Linked DNA regions of Homo sapiens: region 1 is linked to region 2. A link is a loop called in an ENCODE intact Hi-C map of the cell type or tissue named here. Cell type or tissue: ovary. All regions are shown on one strand. Each heading gives the region's core, and the rest is flanking DNA. Links, peaks and the distances in the headings are about the cores only.

Region 1 (10,475 bases), core at 3,006-7,005, 140 kb before region 2:
TTAGAGGAAGGTCAGAGAAGTCTTCTATGGTCTACACCAGGGGAGAGAGGATGGGGAGTCAGAGAGACTTTGCTGCTTCTACTCTTTTCTCAAATGCCAAGGTACCACATTGTGGGGTAGCATGTCCTGAGCATTATCATGTTGAATAAATATTACTAGATAAATATGATTCAGAAAGCAAGCAATGTTTTGGTCAGCAAGGGACTTGTAGTTAAGGCATAATTTCTGGAAAGGACAATGAGATCATACAGGAAAGGAAAGGGTTTATTCTATATACATTTTAAGAAAAACTGAGCCCACGAACTCAAGAGTATCTGTTTGGTACTTGCCTATCAACTTTCCCACAAATTTAATCTATCAAATCTTAGGTAGAATCAAGTTTTTAATAGACCCATGGTGCCTCCCAGGCCTGTCTCTTGTCATCAATCTGTGGAAGAAACCCTAGAGAAGGAAGGTTCAGAGAATCTACAAGTGTGATCATATTGCTTTCTTTTTTTTTTTTTTTTTTTTTTTTGAGACGAGTCTTGCTCTGTCGCCCAGGCTAGAGTGCCTCTGAAAGTTGCCAATCGTAAGTGTTGCCCATGACTCCTGGGAACTCTATGGTAGTGTGGCTTGCTATGAAGCCAGGTACCCCAGCCTCCTCAGTAGGGGAGAGGGAGAATGATACAACAAAATTAAATACAAGAGCAATGAAGATCTGCGCCGTACTTCTTGTCTGGATCCCTGGAGATAGACATCTTGTAGGTGTGAGTCACCCTGGCATGGGAATAGTCTAGAGATGACTGCCTAGGATTTCAGAAGCAGATTGAACTTAGAAGCACCCCTACCACTAAGCTTCCTTTTCCCCAGAGTTGCATGAGAAAACACCTACATTTTTCAGTGTCCTCCAGAAGGATATAGGAATTAGTTGCAAAAACAAAAGCCAGGAGACTCCCCTCCTCCACCTTCTCTTTCAAATGCAATTTTTCCTAAAAATTTCTCAGCTGTATCTTCTCTCCATCTTTTCTTCCATGGTCTCTGCTCATGCCCTCACATTCTCTCCCCTGGACCATTCCCATGGACTCCTGGCAGGATATCTATCTCCAGCTCCCATCCCACCCCACCCCTGCAAATCCATTCCCTCAAATCCCACCAAGTGATACGTGTGATACCAGAAATGATTGTAGCACTGCACAGATTAAATGGCTTTAGGGAGCATCCATCCCTACATTACAAAAGCCAAACTCCATCATGTGGTTCAGAAGTGCCTACACACACTGAAGGTGATCTAGCTTCTGCTAACTTACTCCTTGTCTGCTTTCATGTAACCAACAAACTACATCCAACTGTCGTTTGTGGTTGCCCCTCCACACACAATGCTGTAGTCCCCTGTGCTTTTTGCTCCTACTGGGCCTCTGCCTGACACCTTCCATCCTTTGATAAACTTCTCAGCAAAGCCCCTCCTAATAACAGCCAGTACAGCTTTCTGTCTGCACTTCTGACATTATATTAAACTGATCTCTTTATATGCCTGTTTCCGTTACTAAATCAGTTCTTTACTGACAAGAAATGTGTTTTATTTGCCCCGGTTGCAATATCAATATATGTTCATTGATGCTGAATATATATTGTACTACTAATAATATATATTAATATGTTAATATTAATAACTGAAATTATATTGTATTTAGCACATAATTAGATATAGTATCAACAGGTACTATATACTCTTTGCAAAAAAAAAAAAAAATACGCTCCAAGTTTCTTTCTGAAAGTTTTCCTTTTCTTTCCTGTGGGAAAGTGGCCAGGGATTATTGTCTAAATGCCCTTTCTAAGGCTAGCTTTTGTTTGTTTGCTGTTGTATTTTTTATGTTTTTATGTTTGACTGCAGGCTAAGCAATTTTATGGCCTCCTGTTTGTCCCAGTAGAACATGTGTACTTTTAATTTATTTTATATTCCTGAAAAAGGAAGAAACGAAATGAGTCTTCCTTGTTTTGATTAGAAAAGCACAAAAAGTCAGGGTGGGACATAGGGTTCAGTGAGAAGGAAATTTCTAAGCATTTTCCACACAAACCAAGACATTTTCTCAGATAAGGTCTATATCTGGATGTTTTCCTCTTCTATCAATTGTGTTTATCAACAAGCCACAGAAACAGCAAAAGAGTCACTAAAATCTGACATTGAGGAGGCAATACACAAGCAAGAGGCTCAGCTGCATCTCCCCAGTAACTGAAGGGTATATTAGTAGGGAAACACTTTTGTAAGCAGATTTGACACCCTCAGAGTTAATGGCTAGAGAAAGGGAAATGTTAAATATGACGAAAGGGTGCTGTGTCGATTAATTCTTGGGCCACGGTTCAAGAAATGTGAGCTTACTCAATTAAGAAGAATGCACTTTCCTATTCTCCTTTCTTTTCTTTTTCATAAAAGGATAACTGCTGTTTATTGATTATGATGACAGAAGGATAGTAAAATGAACCATAGATTAGGTAAGTAAACTTCAGTATCATCAAGGAATCCTTAGGGAAATGGAAGGCTGCAATTAGAGGTGGCAGGACTTAGCATAGGAGTCCTGCTAAGGAGTGGGAGAGAATAGAGATATAAAAGAATCAAAACAGTTATTTAACCTTATGTAATCTTCCTAAAGATCAATTATATGTTTAAAAATATAGCTTTCAAGTCACTAAATGTATTTTTACTGCCTAGCCTGCTAACGCCATGAGTAACCTTGAAGAAATATAGCACCTTCTAACTTAAATCAAAGAGCTTACAGCAACATTTTCTATGTCTATGAGCACTGTTGTTTAAAAGTTACATGATAAACATTACCACTGGATGTCAGAGAAGGTAAATGAGCACTATTTACTGAGATTACATTGGTAGAATATTTCTAGAGAACAATTTGGCAATGTGGATCATAAACTTTAAAAATCTGCATATTAGATGCTCAATATCATTAACCATTAAGAAAATGCTAATCAAAACCACAATGTGATACCGCCACACATTCATTAGGATGGCTACCATTAAAAAAAGAAGCAGAAAATAGCAAGTATTGGTGAGGATGTAGAGAAATTAGAAAACGTGTACAATGTTGTTGAGAATGTAGAGCCACTGTGGAAAACAGTGTGGTGGTTCTTCAAAACATCAAAAATAGAATCATCATATGATCCAGTGATTTTATTTCTGGATATATCCAAAAGGATTATGAGAAGAGACTGGAAGCAATGTTGTCCATCTACATTTATAGTGGCAGAACTGGCAATAGCCTAAAGGTGGAAGCAACCCAAGTGTCCACTGATAGATAAACAAAATATAGCATATACATCAAACAGAATATTATTTCAGCTTTTAGAAGACAAGAAATTCTAACATATGCTGCAACATGGATGAACCTTGAGGACATTATGCTAGGAGAAATAAGCCAGTCACAAAACGACACAAATGGTATGATTCCACTTATATGAGGTACCTAGAATAGTCAACGAAGTCATAGAGGCAGAAAGTAGAATGATGGTTGTCGGGGGTTGGAGAGCGGGGAAGGGGCAGCTAGTGTTTAATGGAGACAGGTTCAGTATTGCAAGATGAAGAATCCTATGGATGGATGGTGGTGATGGTAGCACAAAAATTTATTTAGGGCCACTGAACTATACAGTTAAAAAGTATTAAGTGTTAAATTTTATGTTATAAGTATTTGACTACAATTTTTTTAAAAAAATTTTAATGTGTATTTATCTTATGTTTATGGGATTTATCCTTATAAAATCATCACCCAAAGGTATAAATATTTCCACAACAAAATGTCTTTACCTTGTTTATAATGGGCAAAAATTAGAAATAACCCAAATATTTGCCAATAGGAAATTAATTGCATTACTGTATATTTGCACAAGGAATTCTATTCAGCCATTAAATAAAAGTACTTGCATGTGTATTTATTAACATCAAAAGATGACATGATACAGTGAGAGAAAAACAGACATGTTTCAAAGCAACATGTATGATGGGATCTCATTTTGTAAGTACAGAAAAATGCACACACAAACACCTCCCTCTCTATACAGACACACACACACACTTGGAAAGATATACATTATAAAGTAAAACCGAAAGTAATTTTATTGGGTGATGGGTTATGAGTAATTTTTCTACTTTAAGATTTTTTCTTGTGAAAACTTTTTTCAAATAAGAGCATTTATTTGGATATTTACAAAATATAAAGTTATGTTTATTTTTTTGAAGTTATTACAATTGGGAAGTCTCATTCACAAAGAAATCAGAATCTTTAAGGCTTAAAAGGTAATCTGAAATAAGTAAGCTAAGGAATCTACTGGTTATTTTCCAATATTCCCCTAGGTTCATACCAGAAACCCAGAAGCAATGAATTTTACACAAATCTTGTCACTGAGTTTTCAACACATATATCTGTTTCATGCATTTTTTCATCCTGGCAGTATTCTTCTGAAAAGCTTATGCCTAATGCTGAGAAAATAATTACTCTTGTGCCTGCAAATAGATAAATGACACAGTCCTGACCCTGTAATAATTTGGTGTTCTGTGGGCTTTCCTCAGCTCCTTAAAAGACTGGCATCCTGTAGAACAGCTCTTTACCAATTCATTCCCTTTTTCCAGTCCAAACACTGCTAGAACAGATTGTCTCCTATGGTGTAAACCCAATTGACATTTGATTCACCAGCTGGCAGCCACCCAACCCTATCTGGACAAGCAGTTCTCACTAAACGAAGGACTTCAATTTCTTTTTTTTTTTACAGTGTTTATCGGCTGTTTTCAAGCTGTTGAAATAAACTTGGCAATACCATTCAAAGTAATCTCTCCCTCCTCTTCCCCACCACCACTGTCCTTTGAAACACAGCTTCCATTCTGTGTTGAGGTTTATTTATCTTCCAGCCCTGGTGCCTATGAGGCCTATAGAAGTTATCAATCAAACCAAATTTATGAAGTTCTTTTGTGGAAGCACTGCAAGCCATTGGACAAAAATCAATGGAGAAATAATAATGGGGAAACAAACGTTTAAGCTGAATTAAATTAAGCAGTTTATAGTTTCACCTCAAAGTGTAAGCATAGGTAGAGAAATGGCTTAGGAGGAATGCAGCCAGTCTACTGACTTGTTTTCAAGTTCCCTGCTCTGAGAATCCAGTTTCAGTGTGTCAGAACTAACAACAGCAATAGCTAGTTTAACGGACGAGAGAAATTAGATTAAAAAAAGAAAAGAATTTCTGCCTCCACTTTCACATTCTGGGAGAAATGAAGAATTGACTTAAGGATTGACTATTTTGTTGAGTAAAAGTCATTAGGGTTTTTAGACGTGTGAAGATAGACCAGGAGTTTAATCTCAATTAAGACCAAATTGTTTTGTATAATAAAGAAACCAAATTTGCTCCAAGGCAGCTGGGGAAACAGGAAAAGGGTAATGGCTGAAAAGAAGCCTAGGAACATGGAGGCAAAAAAGACCATAGAAAAAGGTAACAGAGACAAATCCCTGCTACCAGTGAGACCTGGGAATTTTTAAGAAAAGTGTTGTCACGTATTGAAATTCTGCTGTATTGCTGGGTTCCCGGTATGTTACTCTCATCGTGTACATATCTGTTAGACACAGCAGTATTATGTGAAAGATGGTCTGAGGAGTGAGAGGAGTGTGTGAAGCTTTCTGTGTGAAGCTTTCTGGAAATAGCAGCAAGGAGACCAATTGTCAGGAGACAACAGAGCAGCAAGCTGTGGCATGGGACAGCTCAGGAAAGGACATAACTCAAATGCCACCCTCCCCAAATCTACCAGAGTCTAGATGCAACCCTTAGATGAGCAGGGATTTCCAGGTGGCAGCTCTGTGTGTTCCAACACTGTGTGAAGCAAGTACTCTGTGTCATGTAGTTTATATCATCACTTCAAGGTAGGTATTATTATGGTTCTCTACCTGGGGATGAGAAAACAGAGCCATGAAGAGAGAATTAAGTAACTAATCCAAGGTCACTTGGCAATGAACTGACAGAAGGAGCAGAGAATCAGAGCCCAGGAAGGTCTGACCCTCATCTTGCATCTATCCACCAAGACTCTCTCCCTCTCCCTAACACCCATGAATATTGAGGGATTCCTCTATGCCTGACTTAGTGCCATTTGAAACTTACTGTCTAATGGCAGAGCCACCACATGCAGAGTATAAAGTCATCATTCCACTTTACTTTAGCAAATGAAAACATCCCCATGTGTCACCAGCATCCAGTGACCAGTCTGTAAATCTATGAGGATAGGGTCATGTCCCTTTTCTATCCATGTCTCCCCATCAGCTATTTTCCCCATGACAAAAGCTGTGCTCCAAATTACTTATTGAATAAAAGACTAGCACATAAAGGAAAAGTTTAATCTCACCATTTTAAACTGAATATCCATGCCTTATCTTCTCTCCTTGATCAGCTCTAGAAGAGGAATTTCACATTAAATGTAACTGATAAAGTTCACTTTAAAATAGGCTTTTCTTGACTTAAAATATTAATACAAAGTAATCCATGCTGTTATAGAAAAATTAGAAAATTCAGATAAGCAAAGAGAAAAAAATGAAACTATCCATAATCCCAGGGCCTAGAGATAAATTGTTACTAATGCTTTGACATGGAGTGCTATTCACCGTGAATAATGCTGTGTGAACTGATGCCCTGTTTGAAGATCCATCAGGCATACACAGAGATTTGAACTGACACCACCGATGTCATCATCATCATCACAACTGTGCAGACTGATACTATGCCTTTCAGGAGAAGATTTTGGAATAACCACAGGAAACAAACAGTGACAATAGCAGCTTAAAAATGTCTGTAAACAGAACATGTTTTCTGGTTCTTTCTCTACAAAGTTTTCGGAAGTTATAAAAGCCCCTTTTGGACTGACTAAACCTATAGCTTTCATAAACATTTTAGAAGAAAGAGGGACTCTCCCACCAGCCTCATCCCCACCAAAGATGTACTGCATTTGCTGCTAATTTAATCATAGAAGTGATCAAATCAGACTGTATTTGAAAAATAAGAGCTGTGTTTTATTTGTACTTCAGGCTGGACTCATAACATAAATTATACTACAAGGATGACTGTAATACATCTTTGCAATTTAGCTGGCTTAACTTATATATTGATATGTCCCAAGCGTATAGAGGGTACCTGGTTCATAGCAAATAATTAACTCATTTGAAAAAGTTCTTGGAAGGGGAACTGCTACCCCTAAAGGCTCAGCTTTAATGCTTAAATTCATATTGTCAAAATACTCAAAATGAGACCTGAAATCAGTGGTAAGGTCCTTGTAGGTGAATGGCTCCAATTTACTTCTCTAATCCTCAATTTTATTTTTTCTCTCATTGGGTCCCTGAGGCTCCACTCACCATCAATAGATAAACAACTATAAAGATATTTAGGAGGTCTCCCAGCTAACTGTTTAAGAAATTATTTTCAAGGACTTCTATAGCTATTTCATTTTAATAGCTACTGCGTCAGGTACTCTACACTCATTATCTCATTATCTGATCCTGACAACTGAATGTTGTTATTATGTCTACTTTACAGACTAGGAGCTGAGGCTCAGAGAGAGTAAATGACTTGCTTAAATTTATATAGCCACAAAGTAGCAGAGTCTAGATTAAAATGCTAGTATACGTTATTTTAAAACCCATCCTCTTGATGAAAAATTCTGGAGACCTATTGTTTAGCGTGGTGACTATCATTAATGGCAATGGACTGTATACTTGAAATTTGCTAGGAGACTAGATCTTAAAAAAATAAGTATGTGAGGTGATGGATATGTTCTTTAGCTTGATTCAATTGTTTCTCAATGTAAACATATATCAAAATATCACATTGTATGCTGTAAATATATGCAATATTTATTTGTCAACTCTACCTTAATAAAACTGGCAGCGGGAAGGGAAGACATCCTTTCAACTGCTACCTGCCACATTTGACAAGGGACTTGTAAAACACAGATGCCTTCAAATGAAGGGAACGGAAATTTGAACTTCTACCATGCTCTGATTTTTATCAGATGCTAAATTGTGTCCCTTGATCACAGTGACTCCCTACAAGGCGGACCTTCAAACAGTAACCTAAAGGGAAGAGGCTCAACTGACGCCCTGCAGTTTATCAACAGCAAGCAGGAGAGCATTCCACCAGGTGACAAGGATGCTCTGAGAACTGGGGGCACAGAAACAGTCTCTGAACTTCCCAAGTATAACATGACAATTTTTGGAGAAATATTATTTTTTCCTACCAAAATATTAAACTGCTAAAATGATTGTAAATTCCAGCTTGACCCTAGGGTGTTTAGTGACATTTGTGAAGCAAGAAGTTTCAAATAAAAAGAAAATTAAGTCTGACTACACTACAGCCTTTTTTGTAGAAAAAAAAAAACTTATTCAATCATGTAATTGGTAATTAATATTTGGATGGGTTAAAAAAACACTGTTCAATTTTAAGGATAGCTTTATTTACTGATTGAGAAAAATGAAGTTACATTCTGGAATATAAACTAAATATATTTTCTATACAGTAGCTTGAAGCATAAATAGAGATAGTATGGCATAAATCCCATACAACAAAGTTTTTGTATAAACTTCTTGTTCTCCTCACTGAATAATCCTGCTGCTTCTTTTTCTGCTCAAGTTATGTGGCTCTCTTCTGGGAAATTCAGTTTGCTTGGGTCAGGTCAGCTGCAGTTTGAACTTTTTTGTAAGAGTCCACAGTCAGTTTCTACATATGATCTTGTTCTGTTTGCTTTATGCCTTTTTCTTCCTGCCTTAATGCTCTGCATGTCTGCCCAATAATTACATATTCCCCTAAACAGAAAAAAAACTTCTGCAATGCTAGACATAAGTTCCATTTTTTCATTTGAGCCCTCAGTGCTATAATTTTCTATAAAGTCTTCCCAGTTTAAGAACTAGCTAGTTAAGTAATTAGTTAACAATATTGAATATAAAGGCTCAGATACTTTTGATATATTATTTCTGTTATCAATATGAGCTGTCCTTTTTTGCACTTTTAGTGATTTTCATCTTGAATTTATTGTATCTATCATCTCAATTACTATACATGCTTTCTTTTTATAAACAGTTGCCTCATACATAAATATCTACTTTTCTGGAAACTTCTGAGACTAAGTTTTTAAGTCTGCAAATCTGTTGTTTAATAAACTTAATATATTATCATGTACTGCAATTACTAATATGTTTAGATTTATTCCTCTCTTATTTTGTGCATCCAATTTTCCATGATTCTTTTTAATTGTCTATCTTCTGTTGGATTGCTCTAGATACTGTAGTCTGGCTCACTGAACTCTGATTCCATCCCTCCTCTAGCTTGCCTTCCTGTTCTATAGAGTTTGTCACCCTGGAAATTGTGTTCCCAACCTCCCAGAAGCTGGATATTTACATGGGACCTTAGCTCTACCAAGCAGATGCTCCCACATGAGGCTCAGGACAGCAATGTGCAATCACAAGGGAAGGCCAAGTGCAAAGAGGTGATGTTTGGGCAAGCACAATGAAAGGGGTACCAAATTCCTCTGGGGGCTGTGGCAGAATTCAGTGTATGTAGTTCTTAGCATCGTAGGTGATAAGCAGCAAGCGGATACAATTGTAGGGCCTTCATGGCCCTGTGCAGTGATTTGGGTAAGTGCCCCTGCCTCTGACTGTGTTGTTCCTGCTGTACAGCCTGTTAACCTCATTCTCTGGCCCTCCAAGAGGTTCTGTGAGCTTTCTAAAGTCCTTTTATAAATCCCTTTCTGCTTAACCTTGATAGATACAAGGTTATCTATGCTCTGTCACTAAGAATCCTGACTGAATCAACTTTTATGTTTGAAAATGTGTTTACATTGCCCTTGTCTTTGAATAATAGATTCACTGGGTATGAAATAAGAGGTTCAGGTACATTTTCCTTCAGCATTTTCACATTATTCCATTTTCTTCTTGCACTTGTATATCTGTTTCTCATTGCAAAGTTAATCTATTCCTTCTCTCTAGAAGTCTTAACAGGTTTTTTCCTTATTCCAAGTATTCTGAAATGTGTCTGCCATTTATCTAGGTATGAGTTGCTGTTATTGTTCCCTTTACCCTGCTTAGTACTCAATGAGCCCTTTCAATCTGACATTTAATGCCAAGAAATTGTTCTCTTATTCTTTGCATGCTGCCATACCTCTGTTCTCTCTAGTCTTTTCTAGATCTCCTGATTGACTGATATTGGAACTTCTTGATGTATTACATATATTTTTAATTTTCTTTTATATTCTCCATGCCTTTATCTATTAACTACAGTGTGTGTCCTATATCTGTGCTTCTCAAACTTTAACGTGCATACAAATCACCTGACCATCTTATTAAAAATGAAGATTCTGATTCAATATCATGGGGTGAGGCCTGAGCTCCACATTGCTAACAAGTTTCCAAGAAATGCCAATGCTGCTGGTCTGTAGACCGTACTTTGCAGAGCAAGGTCCTAGGTAGCACGTT
Region 2 (10,475 bases), core at 4,357-8,356:
TGACGAAAAGCACTCTGGCATTACAACCTCAACCAGAAACACAGGAAATAGTAAAGAAATCCAAAGAAATCTGAAGCCTTGTGGTACACTGAGGTAAGCAGAGCAACAAGAAAATATAAGCCCAGCTCAACTCCAGATTAAACTGACTCAACTCCCCCATACTAACAGCCTTGAAAAAGAACAGGTGTGCCCTTTTCAGGCGTAAGTATTCTACTGTTCAACTCATGATGTCCAACATTCAATCAAAAGTTATGAGGCACATAAAATGAAAAAGAAAATCCACTGTCAAGAAACAAAGCAATCAGCAGAACAAACTCTGGGATGACGGAGATATTAAAGATGCAATTAAACCAGAAATCATTAGCAGAAATATATATGGAAAATCCTCCGAATATTTGGAAATAAAATACACTTCTAAATAACCCATGAGTTAAAGAGAAAGTCCTAAGGGAAATTAGAAGTTTAGAATCTAAAGCCTGAAAGCTAGTTTTGCTTGGCAGGACTGTATCACACTTTCTGACTATAGTGAAAACAGATCACTGTCTCAGGGAGACAACAGACAAAGTGCTATTTCAGAGCAATCTAGAACGTTGCCATGCCAATCTGATTCAAGGGTCACTATTAGGGGGAAAAAAACACCCTTTAACTGGTGTGTTACTTTACAAAAAGAGCTTTTAATAATTCTGAGTTTATCAGCACCTGGCTTCAACATTTTATAATACCATTTTGGCCAAGACAACTGTATCTCCTCCCTAAAAGCCCTAAGAGTCAATGATCAGGTTCAGCGAGTAAAGAATGGAGCTCTTGGTCTCATGACATCCTCACATTAGAACAAAAAAAAAAGAGACTTCAAAAAGGCAATTCACTGGGTTTAGATGAGTGATATGTGGGCATATGCAAAAAAGGCATATGCCCTTAAACTCTTAAACTTCTTAAACTTAAACTCTGAGGTACTATTGCTAAATTGTTCACCTACTGATTGGAATCTTCAAGAGTGAGATCCAGGCCTGTTTTTGCTTATTTTTCTGTAATTCCTTCTATAGGTGATATTTTTGTATCTCTAGCCAATTGAGAACCACTATCTTAGGACTTTAGCATAAGGGCTTTATGCATAAGGCAGTGATTGCCATAGTTTAGTCTCCAGACCAGTAATATCTGTATCACTTGGGAACCTGTTAGAAATACAAATTCTTGGTCACCACTTCAGAATTTTAAAACAGAAACCCTTTTAACAAGCCTTTCAGGTGCTTCAAATGCACCCTAATGTTTAAGGACCACTGTCTTAAAGTAGAGCAAATTTAGCTGGGATGAAGGTAACCACAAAGAAAAAGGAATAGAAGCAAATACAAAACAGATAAAGGGGGTAAAAGACAAATTACAAATATTCCACAACTTTAAAGTCAATCAGCTGACATACAACTAAGCAGAGATAAGTATTATTTATACACAGAGGTATTTCAGTCAGCAAAACAAAGCTTAAAAATGGCAGAGTATTAAAATCTCATCTTGAGGCTCTGCTACATGGTAATTAAATTTCTCTGGAGTTAGCCTGTGACTCAACTAAACCAAGGACACCTACCTAATTCTTTCAGGTGTTCCATTCTTACAGAGCATGATTTCCTGCTGTACCTTCAATATCCACTGAAAGACGCAGTCATTTACTTAAAGCAAAGGTCGGAAAATTAGAATTGAATACTTAAGGGGTAAAGAATAAGTGTTTAACAGTTATCAAATTTATTTCCAGAGTTCTAATCCTCTTTATATTCACTTTTATTTTATTTTTGAGAAAGGGTCTCGCTCCGTCACCCAGGCTGGAGTGCAGTGGCATGATCTCAGCTCACTGCAACCTCTGCCTCCCGGGTTCAGGTGATTCTTCCACCTCAGCCTCCGGAGTAGCTGGAACTACAGGCATGCACCACCACCACACTCGGCTAATTCTTGTATTTTTAGTAGAGACGGGTTTCACCATTTTGCCCAGGCTGGTCTTGAACTCCTGGGCTCAACTGATCTGCCTACCTTGGCCGCCCAAAGTGCTGGGGTTACAGGCGTGAGCAACGGCAAGCAGCTCCTCTTTATATTTATAATCCCATAATTTTAAATGCTTTCTGAAAATGTCTAATTCAGTAGACCTTTAAAAAAAACCCTCTATTCACCTATTATATTTTTCTCCAAAAAATAAATATAGCCAACTCATCTTTTTTCTGTTTCTACTCTCACCATTCTCTCCCATTATTCAGCTTAAAGTCATCCAGTTTGCTTTAAACGCTTCCCTTTCTTCCTTGCCTTTCCATTTTTCATTAATTATCTGCTACAACCCTAGTATGATGTTATGTTTCCGAGATCTTTCTAATCCTTTGCATTTCTACTTCCATCAGTCTAGGTTCACAGCCCTCAAACTGGTCTTCCTCCAGCTGCCCATGTGTTCATCAGGTATGTCACCACAATATCAACCTTTTACAATCCTCTCCTTTGTATCATCCCTTGTCTTCAATAAATCTCCATTGGACCCCTTAACATCATTAGCTTGCACTCAAGGCCCCAATCTACCTATTCTCTTAAACCTACATCACACATGACTCATATGGTCCCACTTTGTCTTTATTTGTGTCTGTTTATTCCCTTGAATGACTGCTACCTCCTGACCCAATCTCCTAAAACCTACTCATACTTCAAGATTCAATTCACCTGTCACCTTGGTTTATATGAAGACTTCTTTATCCTTTTAGGAATGATCCCATTATCCTATGAATTCTTCTGTCTCTTATAAACCCTCTACATAAAAATCTAATGTATAAATAAGTGAATGCCTTTCAGTATCTTTAATATGAAATAAATTCAAAAGTAAATCTGGTGAGAAGAAACAAACACAGGAATCTTATTTTTAAAGGGAAAAACAAGATTCCACAATTTCTTTACAGTTACAAGCTTTGGAAAAAGTCAAATCTTCAGTCAACGTGCTCAATGCTCTACATGAAACTCAACTTTCTTTTAAAAAAAGATCTACATTTACAGACCATGTCACAACAAGGTCCTTGATATAATCAGGCAATTTTGCAGTTCTTTAATAATTGACATAAATGAGTAACCTGAAAAGGAAAATATGGGTCTGGAAGATTTCAGTCACTTATAAGGAAAGTTATTGACTGATATAATTTCACTTGCTTGTGACTGAATCCCATTGATTTAGTCCTTTGTAGGCCTGTCTTCCTTGTGTAGCTATCTTTGTCAACCTGATTCACTGGGCAATTACAGGGAGTGCCTACCAGTTTCATTCAAAGCAGAACTTCTCCTCCTCTTGCTACGATTCATAGAGAATATACTTAAAGAATTACTTTCATGTACTTTGACCAATCACTTCTCACAGAGCTCAACTGGTTGCCTATTTATGAATTAAATCACACTTGAGGCTTCATGCATAATCTTAAGTATAAAAAAATGACACACGTACACACATAAAGAAGGCATGAACAGGCCAAGTGAGGTGGCTCACGCCTGTAATCCCAGCACTTTGGGAGGCTAAGGCGGGCGAATCACCTGAGGTCAGGAGTTCGAGACCAGCCTGACCAACATGGAGAAACCCCGTCTTTACTAAAAATACAAAATTAGCCGGTCGTGACGGCACATGCCTGTAATCCCAGTTTACTCGGGAGGCTGAGGCAGGAGAATCGCTTGAAGCCAGGAGGTGGAGTTTGTGGTGAGCCAAGATCACGCCAATGCACTCCAGCCTGGGCAACAAGAGTGAAACTCCGTCTCAAAAAAAAAAAAAAAAAAAAAAAAAAGAATGCATGAACAATTCTACACTAAAGTCACATCATAAAGTCACACTTTTAATAGTATATTCATGAGGCAATAATCAACCATTCTAACTTTCTCCTCTTCTACTCATAATACTTTGCTCAAACTTGCCTGAGTATTTGAAGAATATAGACATATGTTAAGTATCTCATTAAAAAATATTTCCAGAGTTCTGAATTTTACTTATTACACCTTTTTTGTCCTTTTTTTCCTTTTTGTGGAGAATGGAGTCTCACTTTATTGCCCAGGCAGGTCTTGAACTCCTGGGCTCAAGCCATCCTCCCACCTCTGCCTCCCTAGGTGCTGGGATTACAGGTATGAGCCACCATGCCCAGCTGAATTTCACCTTTTAGAGAAACCACGGTGTGTTCAAATACGATCCAAGCTTTAAAAGATATACATATATAAAAGTCAATGAATTGTTTGTGCCTCAATGAACATATCCTTACACCTTATTTAGTATACTGCATAACTAACTGAAATTACATACGCAAACAGCTGATAACTTTAATGTTGTTTTGAGGAAGAGATTTGATGTTTATTTCATTTGAATATGAGTTGCCCTACTCAATGGTTGCTCCTGATAAAAGGTTTGTCTTAGGTTTTTATTTGCTGCGGTTAACTGATCAGGGCTACGGTTTTTTTTTTTTATATCTAATTAATCTTTGTGTCTGTCTGTGCTCAAAATGAGGCTCTACTTAAATGTTACATTCATGAGATTAATGTCCTTAAAATGGTGTTGAAGATTTTACTTTACTCAGACTCCTACCATTCTAAAATAATACCATGCTCATTTTTTGTTCCCTTCTAATCTTTAGCCACTTATATGTAACAATTTAGTAGCATATACTTATGACATAAAACAGGTTTCCTCATTCCTATGTAAATATCTTATAATCTATAAATCTATAGGAGATACATAATTTTTTAATACTGATTTGTTATAGTTTATCACTCCCCTCCTATACAGTGTTTTCAGTTGTTTTAATTTGGGGAGTTATATATTTACGGTGGGAATAATTTTCCTACTATAACTATAGCTATAAATGTCTTTTTATATTAGCATTTCTTTCTTTGACTATTTCCTTATGATAAATTCCCAGGAGGGTTATTATGATTAAAAAAAATTTCATGACTAACAAAACCAAAACAGTAAGAAAATGAAATTCTTCATTAAAATGAAAAAGCAGGATTACAAATGAAATACATTTATAAAAGACATTTAAAAATGGATGAAAACAAAAATACTCTGTTATTTTCATTAGTTATTAATGCATAAAAATTTGACAATTTCTCATGTTGGGAAATAGGACTGTGTGTGTGTGTGCGTGTGTGTGTGTGTTTGTGTGTATGTGAACAACACACATTACCTTCTGAAGTTAATACAGTCTGCCCTCCATATCTGCAGGTTCTGCATCAATGGATTCAACCAACCATGGATGGAAAATATTTGGGAAAAATAAACCCAATAAAAAATAGCAATACAACAATAAAAAAAATATGGTATAACAACTATTTACATAGCATTTACATTGTATTAGGTATTATAATAAGTATCTAGAGATAACTGAAAGCATACAGGAACATATGCATAGGTTATATGCAAACATGATGGCATTTTACATAAGGGACTTGAGCATCTTCAGATTTTGATATCCGAGAGCGGTCCTGGAATCAATGCCCCACGGATATGGAGGGATGACTGTAATAATGATAACTCTGCAAAGTTATATTTTATACTGAATTAAACAAAGTGGACTATTCTATAAATTAGAACTTATAAAATTATGTTTTATAAATAATTGCCCTGGGTAACTTTTAATTGTTATGTTAGTTTCAAGTTATACACTTTAAAAATCTTTTTGCCCCCATTCGACTTCTTAAAATAATCCTAATGTTCCTAAATTATTTATTTCTTATTGCATATTTCAAAATGTTTATCCAATGCCAGAAAAGAGTGACAGAGTCTCATACATGTGTCCATATGTATCACACACACACCACACACACAGATGAAGCATGGGCCAAATGAAAACACACAGAGATTATTAAGTGAGAAGACCACTGGGAGTCAAATATAGTTGTGGTTATAATCCACAATATAATTAGCAATAGTCAGTAAAAGGAATAATTGCGTGAGTAAAGATTCCTTAGAAGTCAATCATTGGAGCAAAGCCAAAGATTATGGCCCAATATCATAGTACCTATATCTAAAACAACAACAAAAAAACCAGGTCAAGAAAGAAGAACAGTGCTGGCCAGGCGCAGTGGCTCATGCCTGTAACCCCAGCACTTTGGGAGGCCGAGGCAGGTGGATCACAAGGTCAGGAGTTCGAGACCAGTATGGCCAACATGGTGATACCCCGTCTCTACTAAAAATATAAAAATTAGCTGGGCATGGTGGTGTGCGCCTGTAGTCCCAGCTACTCGGGAGGCTGGGGCAGAAAAATCGCTTGAACCCAGGAGGCAGAGGTTGCAGTGAGCCAAGATCGTGCCATTGCACTCCAGCCTGGATGACAGAGCGAGACTCCATCTTAACAAAAAAAAAGAAAGAAGGGCAGTGCTTTCTATTACCATAAAATCACTCCAGGAAGCTAAATTAGGAGTTCTCAATTTGTTAACAAATTTCTTTCAGAATAGAATGAAAAGGGAACCCAGGGACTTTACAAACAAAGTATACCCTTATTTATTTTATGCTACCCAAAACTGGATTAAGATGTAGTGAGATCTAATTTAACTGACTTGATATTACCCCACGTAAAAATTAGCAAAAACTAATAGTACATACATATTTTTAGATTAAAGATAACGCAGAGATTTCAGTGAAATAGGTACTATCCATAGAAACCCAAGAGGACTAAGAGTAATAAAACTCAAGTAAGAATTTAATAGGTATCATACACATAGAACAATAAAAGCCATGAAAACAATGAATTAAATTACTATACAAATTATATTCAAATGATGACAAAAACTACCATTCCAATCTAACCAAAATTTCAATGTTTTGTATATAAAAATAACATAACTAAGCCAAGATCCCATTAATATCTGACAATTATAACTTTTAAAATATTAAATAAGTACCACTAATTAAAATCCACAGATTGTTTTTTCAATTTGGTTATGTACTGGGGGCATACTATGTGATAAGCATTGGCTTCGGACCTGGAATATTAAAATTAATTTAATTATTAAAAAATGGTGCTTATACACTAAGAATCATACACTGACCAAGACATATGGACTAAGTATAAGTGATTGAGAAGCCCTCATCCCAGAGAAAAAGACGAGGTTATTTCAGAGAGAAGGTATAACATAAAGTATAATAAAAGCAAGATGGCATAAAAGCAACAGGTTAGTTTTAGAAAGAAAAAATGACCTGCGATGATCTAAATTTAGGTCACCTGGAGCTGTGAACAGCTGGAAATGAAAACAAAAAGACAGACTGAGGCTGGGTTTGGAGGGCCTTATAAGCCATGCTATACAGTCTAGATTTACCTTGCAAGAAATGGGAAGCCTCTGGACAAATTTGAGTACAATAGTAACAAATTCATGTTTTAGTAAGACAACTGGATACAGACTAGAGGTACTCAAACTAGAGAAGGTGATGGTTATTGCAACGGTCCAGGAGAGAGTTGATGAAGGAGAATAAGCACTACATATTTTTATTCATTTAATCCTCACAGCAATTCTAGAGGTAAAAAAGATTATTATCCTCGGTTTACAGATGAGGAAACTAAAGCACAAAGATTATGTAACTAGACAAGTTACAACTAATAAATGCTGGGTGAAAATCTGAACCCAAATAACTAGGCTCCAGAATTCAAGCATTTAACCACAGTTTTTTTTTTAAACTATTATGTTTTGCTACTGATAAAAACTAGGGTTAAAAAAAACTGTACTTATCAGTAGCAAATCCCAGGACTTTGGGAGGCCAAGGTGGAAGGACTGAACCTAGGAGTTGAAGACTAGCCTGGACAATATAGTGAGACCCTGTCTCTTAAAAAAACACAAAAATTAGCCAGGCACACACCTGCAGTTCCCGCACTCCAGCCTGGGTAACACAGTGAGACACTGTCTCAAAAAAAAGGAAAAAAACAAAACCAAGAAAAGATAGTGTTTTAAGGAGGAAGGTTGGTCACCAATGTTAAATGTTGAAACGAGGCCAAATAGGATGAGTATTTAGAAAATTAAAAAACGATTAAATTTAGCAATTCATTGTTCACCACTGACATCTACAATAGAAACAATAATTTTTGCCTTTAGAATTAATCACCAAACATGTATCCAACACCATTAAGATCCAATACATTACACAAAAGGTTACATCAATGATAGCTTCAACATGTTTTAAAATCAGCAGTCCTGATATTCAAAAATTAACAAAATAGAGCCTCTGAAAACTAATAAATTGTTTTAAATCAACAGAAGAATATGACATTCTGGTAAAGCAAAACAGTATTTTTATATTAAGCTAATGTCGCAATGTGTAATTAAAAAATTATTTATAGATGACACAGTATCTCAGTAAATCTTTAAAACATGTCAAGCAAAACTGTACATAGATCATCTAAAGGGCAAAGACAGATAATTTGCATTTCCTGCCTAAATAATATATATCTGTTGTCTATTTCATAACATACCAAATTAGGTTTTAGTTTTTCAGACATAAATATCACAACACAAAAAAATGTAAATTTCAATTCAGCAAAACATACCATTAGCAATAAAGCAAAAACAAACAAAAAACCCAACAACCTTAAAGAAAATATTTGCAACTTATACAAAGATATGTAATAAACTCATTTTTAAAAAAGAAAAAAAAATCTCCAAAGATAAAGCGGCAAAGGATATGGAAAGGCAATTCACAGATATGAAAATCCAAATGGTTCATCAATATATGAGTGAATAAACATTGAAACTGATTGTTACAAAATACAATCAAAATGCCAATTTTCATCCATCAAATTGACAAAAATCTCTGCTATGACATCATTACACATTCATGTCCAGTGGGTAACAAGATAATATTATCCATTAACATGTAAAATATGCATATAATTTTGGCCTAGCACACTTACTTTGGGATAGAAATTAAACAGGAAAAAATAAATTTTCAATAGGGAAATATTACAGTAAATTATGATACATCCAAATTATATTTTGTAGCTACTTAAAAACTGGCTTAGTTCTATATTTACTGAGAAAAAGTCCATTATGCATTGTGAAGTTAAAAAAAAAAAAAAACACAAGAGTAAACCCTATAATAGCTAGAATGGGAATGAAAAGAGGAGGCCACCAGTAGGCCCTGAATATTTTGTTTGTACTTAGAGGAAAGAAGTATGGATGATGATATACTAATTCTGTGCCCTCAAAGGGACAGGTTTAGAGGATGTAAGAAGAAAATAACACTTGGTCCTTTAAAAATAAATCCAATAAAGTAATACTTATGTTCTAATTGCTATTATCTTCAAAATAAATGGCTATCTGTGTATGCTGAAACATTTGCTTTTCTAACATTTTTTCAGATTGTGTGTGTGTACATATTTTGAAGTTTAAGTTCTGTAATTATTTTTACTCTATTTTAAACAAATAGTAATGGTTGTAAATACTTTGAAGTTTAAGTTCTGTAATTATTTTTACTACATTTTAAACAGATAGTAATGCTTGTAAAAATAGTGTCTTTAACGTATCTTCTCATATCCTTATGTAATGTTATACTCCAATAAAAACAACCACAAATTGTGCTGTTTCAGATAAAGTTCTCCATAAACTTTGCTTGAATCTACCTATTGCCCCAGACGGGCATCCCATCTTCTCCTCTGGAATGCTTTCCTCCATTATTTATTTTCTCCTAGCTTAAATCTAGCCAATTTTTGTACAGCCCCACTGGTTTTACTGGCAACCGCTCATTTTTACAATTATCTTACTAAGTGATTCTATCCCAAATAAGAATTCTCATTAGGTAAAATTAGGGAAAGCAGGCCAGGTGTGGTGACTCACACCTGTACTCCTAGCACTTTGGGAGGCCAAGGGGGTGGGTCACGAGGTCAGGAGTTTGAGACCAGCCTGGCCAAGATGGTGAAACCCTGTCTCTACTAAAAATACAAAGAAGTTAGCCGGGCGTAGTGGCGGGCACCTGTAATCCCAGCTACTCGGGAGGCTGAGGCAGGAGAACTGCTTGAACCTGGGAGGCGGAGTTTCCAGTGAGCCGAGACTGCACTGCAGCCTGGGCGACAGAGCAAGGGCTCTGTATCAAAAAAAAAAAAAAAAAAAAATAGGGAAAGCAGAATATTTCTATGTGGCAACTTCCTGTGGCTTTCCAGTCACGATGATACGGGGTGGGAGTGCGGGGAGAAAGAGAGACGGTGTGCACACACCTAGAAGGTAAAGCACAATATAAGTGAGGAATAAGACTCCAAACTATAATTCCAGAATGTCAGAAATAAAGCTTGGAGTCTTAAGGAAAACAAACACTCAGACAAAGGATTTCTCAGCAAAGCAAATTTACTTCTGCACAGAGGGGTGCTTCTCTTTGGCCAGTCACCAAAAGGAGAGTTAAAGTTTTTATCCCTGACGCAAATCCTGCCCCTGTGCCCTTTCCCCATTGGCTGGGGTTGGACTGCACAATCTAAGCTAGACCCGATTCTCTGAACATTTGAACTTTTTCTTAGATA

What was found. A loop is a pair of places that touch in the nucleus more often than their neighbours do. Peaks named below come from ENCODE experiments on the same cell type or tissue, not always from the same donor. Only the 100,000 strongest peaks of a DNase experiment are listed, where the experiment ranks them.
Region 1: a loop joins it to region 2, with 7 times the contacts of the local background. A loop is called at or near these places in 1 of 110 quality-filtered maps.

Annotation. Positions count from the first base shown.
Region 1 is chr7:11,222,954-11,233,428 of GRCh38, reverse strand. No RefSeq gene overlaps it. Among named protein-coding and RNA genes, the nearest start is that of PHF14, 250 kb to the right of the region's middle. In ovary, for the core only: no CTCF peak of the experiment used is centred there; a DNase peak (open chromatin) is centred at 4,678; H3K27ac peaks cover 457 bases.
Region 2 is chr7:11,083,066-11,093,540 of GRCh38, reverse strand. The region is part of intron 16 of PHF14 (PHD finger protein 14); the gene reads right to left. Among named protein-coding and RNA genes, the nearest start is that of PHF14, 110 kb to the right of the region's middle. In ovary, for the core only: no CTCF peak of the experiment used is centred there; no DNase peak of the experiment used is centred there.